Regions from separate parts of the Homo sapiens genome. Here region 1 is linked to region 2. Evidence: read pairs that join two places in POLR2A ChIA-PET (ENCODE). Cell type or tissue: Panc1. All regions are shown on one strand.

Region 1 (4,000 bases), 160 kb before region 2:
CGGTTGGAGGGGGAGGGATGCCACGCGCTTCTGCCTCAGGTGTTCCTGCGTTGTTTGTCAGTGGAGAGCAGGTTAGTGGGTGAGCCAAGAAAAACCAATAAGTGTTTCAATTTTTAATAAAATGTCTCTCCTACCCTTTGTTTCTCCCTCCACTTCTCCACAAAAGAAAGAACAGAGTGAATTTTTAAGCACATCTGGACACTGTTTTTGTAAAACTTTTACCCTGAATTCCCAGAAGGAATGTATTGGCTCCCATTTTTCCAAGCAAAAACTGAAATGATTCCTTTGTTTATAAGTACTGTGCTTGCATAGTTTAATAAAACAGTAAAGAAAGGAATTGCACTGATTTGAAAACCTTTAGCTAGTCCGAAGCTTTGCCCTTTATGCCTCTCTTGAAGTCTTTGAGAGGTGCTAAAAGTTTATGGTTGGTTATTTTTGGTGTCAGTGGGAAAGGGAGAGTTAGGAAGGCTCCGTGTGTCCCTTTTTGAATTTTTTTTTTCCTGTGGCTATAAGAGCGTTTAGGCAATGGGGCAGGGGCTGCTCTTGGTCCTTGTTCCTCTGTTCTGCTTCCTCTACCATGCAGTGCCCTCTGGTGAAAACCGTGCAGATACAATCAGATAACAGTGTTCCAGATCTGAGAGCCCAAGGCCTGCGGTGGAAGACAAAATCCATCTTTTCCTTATCAGATAGTGTTTGTTTTTTTCTTAGGTGATTCTTCTGTAAGCCTATTGTTGCCAAGAAAATGAAGTTGATCTTTCATTAATACCAGTCTTATTAGGATGTTGGCATGGTGTTCTAGTATGGGGAGAATTGCAAAAGAAACTTAGAGTGTCAAGCTTTTTTTTTCCTCCCAGAAATGTTTATTATAACAAATATTAATAACATTTAGCAGTTTGTGTATACAGATAATGTACAAAAAATAGACCTTCAAAAATTTCTAATCTGAAGTGACAAATAATTAATGTTTAATAATCACTAGTTGTTCTGCTCAGGATTATATTCAATTGTATATAGTATTTTTAATTCAAACAATACATTAGAGAACAAAGAATATTTTAATGTTTATTCCATCCCTCAGAAATGAAAACTGCTAACAATACAAAAAATAGCTACATATTCCCTGAAAAATAAGTCCTCAGTGTCAAGCTTTTAAAGATGAAATACAGAGACATTTGCTATTTTGGGGAACTTGTAAGATGACATGGTTCTGTTCAGACCGGTGGTTATAGAAGTTCTTTTTTATGCCCTCAAAAATTATGTTTTTTAATTAAAGTTATATTGTCAGGAAAACATCAGCATACTGTGGTTAAGTTATGAGGGTCGGCTGGGTGCTGTGGCTCACGTCTGTAATCCCGACACATTGGGAGGCTTAGGCAGGAGGATTGCTTGAGCCCAGGAGTTTCAGCCCAGCCAGGGCAACATAGCAAGACCCCATCTCTACAAAGAATGAACTTTTAAAAATTAGCCAGGCATGATGGTACACGCCTGTAGTTCTCCCAGCTACTTAGAAGGCTGAGGCAGAGGATCGTTTGAGCCCAGGAGTTGGAGGCTGCAGTGAGCCATGATTGTACCACTGTACTCCAGCCTGGGCAACAGAGTGAGACCTTGTCTCCAATTAAAAAAAAAAAAAGTGTGAAGGTCAGTCACAGCTCTGCTACTGCATAATAAATGTTCATTAGTGATAAGCATTGAACCAGTGTAATAGTTACTGTTTCCTAGAATATTACTTTCCCTAGACCTGTTCTGGGTGTCTGGAAATAAATTCTAGAGGTGTAATATTCCCAGAGTAGACCTCATCTCAGAGATCAATCAAATTTCAGAGATGACCACACCTCAGCTTTTCTACACTACTTTTGAGAAAGAAAGTTGTTAGCCATGATGCCAAAACTGACCCACTAAGCCTTTCGGGGCTATGGATGTACATCTGTCAAATGGCAGCAAATGTTGAATAATGCCCAAAACAGGATGGTCTGAAAATTAATACTTGTATTAGTGCCATCATGCAAACATTCACCATTTTTGTGAGCTTTTAACAAAAATGGTTTGCCTGAATTGAAATCTAATTCGATAACTTTGAGTCCTACTGATACCATTCTAGCCAATCTTTTGAACTTTTATTTCTCTTTGAGTTCTGGGAAATTGTCAGTTATTCTAAATGCTAGCTCGTAGACCAGTTGGTTAGGAGTATCTGGTTAAAAAAAATGACCTGATTTAGAGCTCGTAGTTCAGTGTGGGTAGTCTCTACATTTTCCATGTAGCATTGTTTCAAAAACTGCAAAAAGGTATATTTTAACAGTGGTTCAAACTGTAAAGTGCTGAGCAGATCTTGGGGAACATCAAGACATGGGTTCTCTGTGTTCTTCTCCATAATGTGGGAGATTAGAGGGCTGTCTGGCAGAATTGTGAGCTCTGAGCACAGCCTTGCCTCTAAGGTGCCCGGCTCGGTATCTTTATGCAGAAGCCTGACAGTGAACTAGCAGTCTTTTCAGTACTTTTTTCCAGGGCCAGATTTTTTTTTTTAAGTTTTAAACATATGAAAACATTTGATTCAAATGGTCCTAATAATATGTTTTCTATTTTTCCTGTAAAACCAGGAGTTGAGTTTGAATAACAGCAGAAAACTTAGGAATTAATATAGAGGAGCTATTTTAAATGATCTAGCAGTATAATTATTTGCTCAGAGATTTGTGTAATCAAAAAGGTTTTCAGCCAGGCGAGGTGGCTCACACCTGTAATCCTAGCACTTTTGGAGGAAGGCTGAGGTGGGCGGATCACCTGAGGTCAGGAGTTCAAGGCCAGCCTGGCCAACATGGTGAAACCCTGTCTCTACTAAAAATACAAAAATTAGCCTGGCGTGGTGGCACGTGCCTGTACTCCCAGCTACCCAGGAGGCTGAGGCAGGAGAATCACTGGAACCAGGAGGCAGAGGCTGCATTGAGCTGAGATCATGCCACTGCACTACAGCCTGGGAGACAGAGCAAGACCCCGTCTCAAAAAAAAAAAAAAAAGGAAATTTTCATTGCATGTACCCCATAAATAATATACACATATTTGTATATATAATATTCACACTCAAATTCACATTCAGTTCAAAATTACACAAAAATTCAAAATAAAAAATTTAAACAAAGGAAAAAGTTTAAAAAGCATTTAAAAAGATGGTTTTCATGTTGAAAACATCCATCTTGACATTCTTTTACCCGTAGCCTGTTTAATATTCTTTATTTTGACTGTATTTCATTCTCCTACTTTGCCAAACTCACTTTTTCAATCTTTTTCCTCCATGCGTGCCCTAACTATGGGTAGTCTCACAAAGCCCAATTCCTGGCTTTTTGTTATTTTTTTACACTTTCTGTTAATTTTGTATACCTCTTATGAATTAGCCTATCTGTCCTTAAGTTTCTGTGGCATGCCGTCATACATGACGTCCTGCCTTTTAATCCTGCATTTCTCCCCTCCCCCCAAAATATATGATATTGTAAAAAGATAGTAGGCACCTCACTTTCACTGTTTTTCTGCAGCCTACTTTTTAAAAAAAGACCCTCTTTCCCCAGTGTTCTCTTTTTTTTTTTTTTTTTTTTTTTGAGATGGAGTTTTGCTCCTGTTGCCCAGGCTGGAGTGCAATGGTGCAATCTCAGCTCACTGCAACCTCTGCCTCCCGGGTTGAAGCTATTCTCCTGCCTCAGCCTCCTGAGTAGCTGGGATTACAGGCATGCACCACCATGCCCAGCTAATTTTTTGTATTTTTTTAGTAGAGATGGGGTTTCTTCATGTTGGTCAGGCTGGTCTCGAGCTCCCAACCTCAGGTGATCTGCCTGCCTTGGCATCCCAAAGTGCTGGGATTACAGGTGTGAGCCACCGCACCTGGCCCCCAGTATTCTCGTTATTGCCTTAAAATCACTATCTTCCGACTTCCCCAAATAAGAGCCTGCAGGTCACCTTTGAATATTTCATCATCACCTCGGTATTGTATTTGTCACCAAGTCCTGCTATTTTTTCC
Region 2 (4,000 bases):
ACTTAGAAGTTAAATTATTATTTTTTTTATTGCTTACTTGTTTACATTTTAATTTTGTTTGTTTGCCTTTGTAATGAGCATATGATATTTATTTGTAAGCAGGAAAGAAGAAGGAAGACATCTTTATAACCCAAAGGGCTCCCTACCCTTTAATTTTTGTTGATGGTCCCTGGGCAGGTGGGTGACGGTCAGGTTGCCTGGACTGCGGGGCTGGCTGCTGGAGTGTTTGCTCGGTGGGAAGAGGACCCATATCCAGAAAGAGGAGGAAGGACAGCCAGGGGTTCTGCAGGCCAGGTCCCAGGGCTGCTGACCAAGGCAGCAGACAGGTGGGGACCTGGGAGCACACTAGGCACTCACTCATTCCATCATCCATTTCCTCATTCATTCATTCATTCACCGGATGTATACTGGGTACTTATGGTTCAGAGACCTGATCTGGGCCTTAGGGTTATAGCAGCGAACAAAGTAGACAACAATCTCCACCCTTATGGGATTCAAGAAACAGTAAGTAAGACATAGGGTAGGTCTGATGGTGCTAAACACCATTGAAAACAGGCAAGAGGGGTGGATAGGAAGGCTGGAGAGGGCCACAGTTTCCAACAGGATGGTCTGAGAGAGTCCCACTGAGAAGAGCCCTGAAGGAGGGGTTTCGCTCCATTACACATGAATTAAGTGCTTACTGTGTGCTAGGCACTCTGGATGGTCCCCTGGGAACATTCCCATTTTGATGCTTTCTTTAATGAACTTTTGCAAAGAAACAAAGCATAGTTCTTTTGGTTGCATGTGACAGAAATAGAATGTACGCTTGCTTACTTTTTTTTTTTTTTTAAAGAGAGCTCACTTTTTATCACTGGCAAGTCTAGTGATAGGCTACCTTCAGGCATAGCTCGATCCAGGTGGTTAATCTGTGTCATTAGGAGCCTTCTCTCTCTTGGTCTCTTGCTCTGCTTTCCCCAGGTTAGCTTCTTTCTCAGGTAAGCTTTCTGCACAAGATGCCCTGCACAGCTCCAAGTTTGCATCTCATCAGCTCAGTGCCTGTCCCAGAAGGACTGTATATCTGTTCTTTAATGCCAGCCAAAGTCTTGGGGCCACTCCCACTGAACAGGCCAGGTTACATGCCCATCTCTGGAGCCTGGGGTTGGCCCTTCCTGAATCACAGTGTCCCAAAGGGGAGAGGGCATCCCCCAACAGAAAATCTGGGTGCTGTTAGCAGAAGAATGGGGACTAAATGCTGGGCAGTGAGGAACAGCAGATGTCCACTCTGACAACACTTGGATTAAGGAAGCAGGAAGGGCTGAAAAAACAGCCTGAAAACAGGGAGACCTTCAAGGGTCCCAGCCTGTGACCAACAGACCATGTGAGCTTGGCCAGGTCTTAGTGCTCCAGTCCCTAAATGAGGGTGGTCAGCTGGTTCTCTGAGGATCCTTCCAGCTTGTGATCTGTTTGAGTTTTAGATACATTATCTGAAAACAGATATGACTGAATTAAATTACCAGGTTTGAAATAATACAGGGTTATGGATCCTGGGTAGAAGTTTTTTTTTGTTTTGTTTTTATTCAACAACTAGCTCTGTTGGTGAATTGCTGAGGAAGCCGTGAAGGACATGAGACCCACCTCTGCTCAAGCTATGCTGCTCCTTGCTGGTGGCACCTACCTACACCTCTGCCTTTATAGTGTGCAGCAAAGCTTTGCCAACTTTTCAGTCTGGTAATGGAAAGTGAGCTTCACTGTCATGGATGTCATGCTTTAAAGGCTAGAATGATGCATTAAGAAAGATTTACCCTGGCCTCATCTTCCAGTGCAAACTTATGAGTAGGCCATAGTTGAAACATGACTACCAACAGCTGTAGGGAAAACCAGCTGTGTGGACATCGGCATGTGTTTCCAAGACACCAAGCAGATATCTCAGTCCAGAATTTTGTTTTAATGGTTATATCTTATCTTGACAGACACATACCAATGTATTTCCCCAGGAAGATGGGGAGGGAAGACAGGGATTGCTCCTTGGCGACTCTGCTGATGTGACTTTCTGTTAGTCAGACGTCTGCAGGGGCCAGCATTTGTGTTGAATGGTGGAAGGCTTGGGAGTGAGTCATCTCAAAGCCAGAAAACCATGCATCACCCTCTCCAGGAAGTACTGGCAGTCATACAATTGCACAAGTAGGCAGCCACAGGCCATGTGGATATTGAGGTGGGTAGTGCAGTCAGGCAAGAGCCTCGGAGGCCGATGAACTTGACTTGAAGCCTGGTAGCATTGCTGCTTCTTGGCTGTGTGACCCAAGTCAAGTTACTTGAGCTCTCTGCACCTGAGTTTCCCATCTGTAAATCTGAACGATAATGGCACCCACTCGTAGGAGAACATACTTCAGGTTCTTGTCAGCCAGAATAATGACTACTGTTGGTAGTGGTGCCATTCCTAATGGGCTAATAGGAGACAGAGTGACATAATATTCATAGCAGCTAACATGCACTTTACATATTAGGACCATTGTACTCATTATGGGTACTGTTCTTAGCTCTTCTAAGAGCTAAGGTAGATAACGTGATTATTCCCACTAACCTACGTAGGTACTATATATGGTCCCGACCCACAATGAGTCGCCTTACAGTTTTTAGCCTTTCTGATGGTGTGAGAGTGACACGTATCCAGGAGAAACTGTACTTTGAGTCCCCATACAGCCATTCTTCTTTTTTTCACTTTCAGTACAGTTTTCAGTAAATTACATGAAATATTCACCACTGTATTACAAAACAGGCTTTGTGTTTAATAATTTTGCCCAGTTGTAGGCTAATGTGAGTGTTCTGGGCATGTTTAAGTGGGCTAGGCTTTAAAAGCATGCATTAAGGTGCCAAATCCAGATAATTCTATATTTTCACAATGTGGCATAAGCAAGTCTTCTTGCTACTGCCTTACTTATTGGATTTGTAGGGTAAGCTGAGCTGTGATGTTTGGTAGGTTAAGGGTATTAAGTGCATTTTCGACTTACCATTGTAAGTTGAGGTGCGCGTGAGTTATCATCATCATTCTCAATTCACAAATGAGGAATCTGAGGCACAAAGAGTTAGGTAACCTGCCTGGAGTCACAGGGCAAGTGAGTGGTCGATGTGTGATCAGAACCCACGCAGCTGGTTCCAGAGCCCTTGCTTCTAACCACCACCGTCAGTAGTCTCACTGCAGAAATAAGAGCTGCACAGGATGCTTCCTATAGGTCAGGAAATGTTCTAAGCACCTTCTAAGGATTGAGTCCTTTAACTCTCATAACAACCAAACCCTTGTAAGTTGGTACAATTATTTTCCCCATTTTCTAGATGAGGAAACTGAGTCACCCACAAAGGGCTAAGAAAAGGAATTCACATCCTCGTTGGCTGGCTGATTTAAGACAGGGAAGCTGACCTCTCTGAGCCCCAGCGTTGCCATGGGCTGAGAGGCGATCTAGGATAAGCACCACCTGCAGTCGTGATGTGGACCAGACCTTCTTTGGAGGGGGCCTACTTTATTCCTAGTGAGGGCCTTGCTCACAGACCCCGGCTTTATTCCTGGGCCTGTGCCTTGTCTCTGGCTGCCTGTGGCAGCTGGACAGGGCTGAGAGCCCTTGGGAAGGTGTGGCATCTTGGGGGAAGAGGATTTTGAAGAGATGCCTCTGCCCCTGGCTTGGGCCTCCTGTGGCAGCAGGAACGAGCTTGGCCCTACCACGGATGCAATGGCAAATAACACTGTGAACCTGTCCCAACCACTGCAGGGCAAACAGTTGAATATATCTGGGTCTCAGTTTACTCAGTTGCAAAATGGGATGAGTGTGGAATGAAAGCATGCAATTAAAGGTGCCAAATCCAGATAATTCCATATTTTCACAATGTGGAATAAGTAAGTCTTTTTGCTGCTACCTTATTGGATATGTAGAAATTTTCAAGGAGCTTTCTTTCTTTTAGAGGTAAGGTCTCACTGTGTTGCCCAGGCTGGAGTACAATGGTGCAATCATAGTTCACTGCAGCCTGGGCT

Evidence for each region. Peaks named below come from ENCODE experiments on the same cell type or tissue, not always from the same donor. Only the 100,000 strongest peaks of a DNase experiment are listed, where the experiment ranks them.
Region 1: POLR2A ChIA-PET joins it to region 2 with 5 read pairs; 2 of 35 experiments call an interaction of 5 or more read pairs at or near these places.

The regions. Positions count from the first base shown.
Region 1 is chr3:57,138,524-57,142,523 of GRCh38, reverse strand. All of the region lies in intron 1 of IL17RD (interleukin 17 receptor D), which reads left to right. Among named protein-coding and RNA genes, the nearest start is that of IL17RD, 25 kb to the left of the region's middle. In Panc1, a CTCF peak has its summit at 547 (motif pointing left); no DNase peak of the experiment used is centred here.
Region 2 is chr3:56,979,083-56,983,082 of GRCh38, reverse strand. It overlaps a transcript of ARHGEF3 not described here. Among named protein-coding and RNA genes, the nearest start is that of ARHGEF3-AS1, 41 kb to the right of the region's middle. In Panc1, no CTCF peak of the experiment used is centred here; a DNase peak (open chromatin) is centred at 2,072.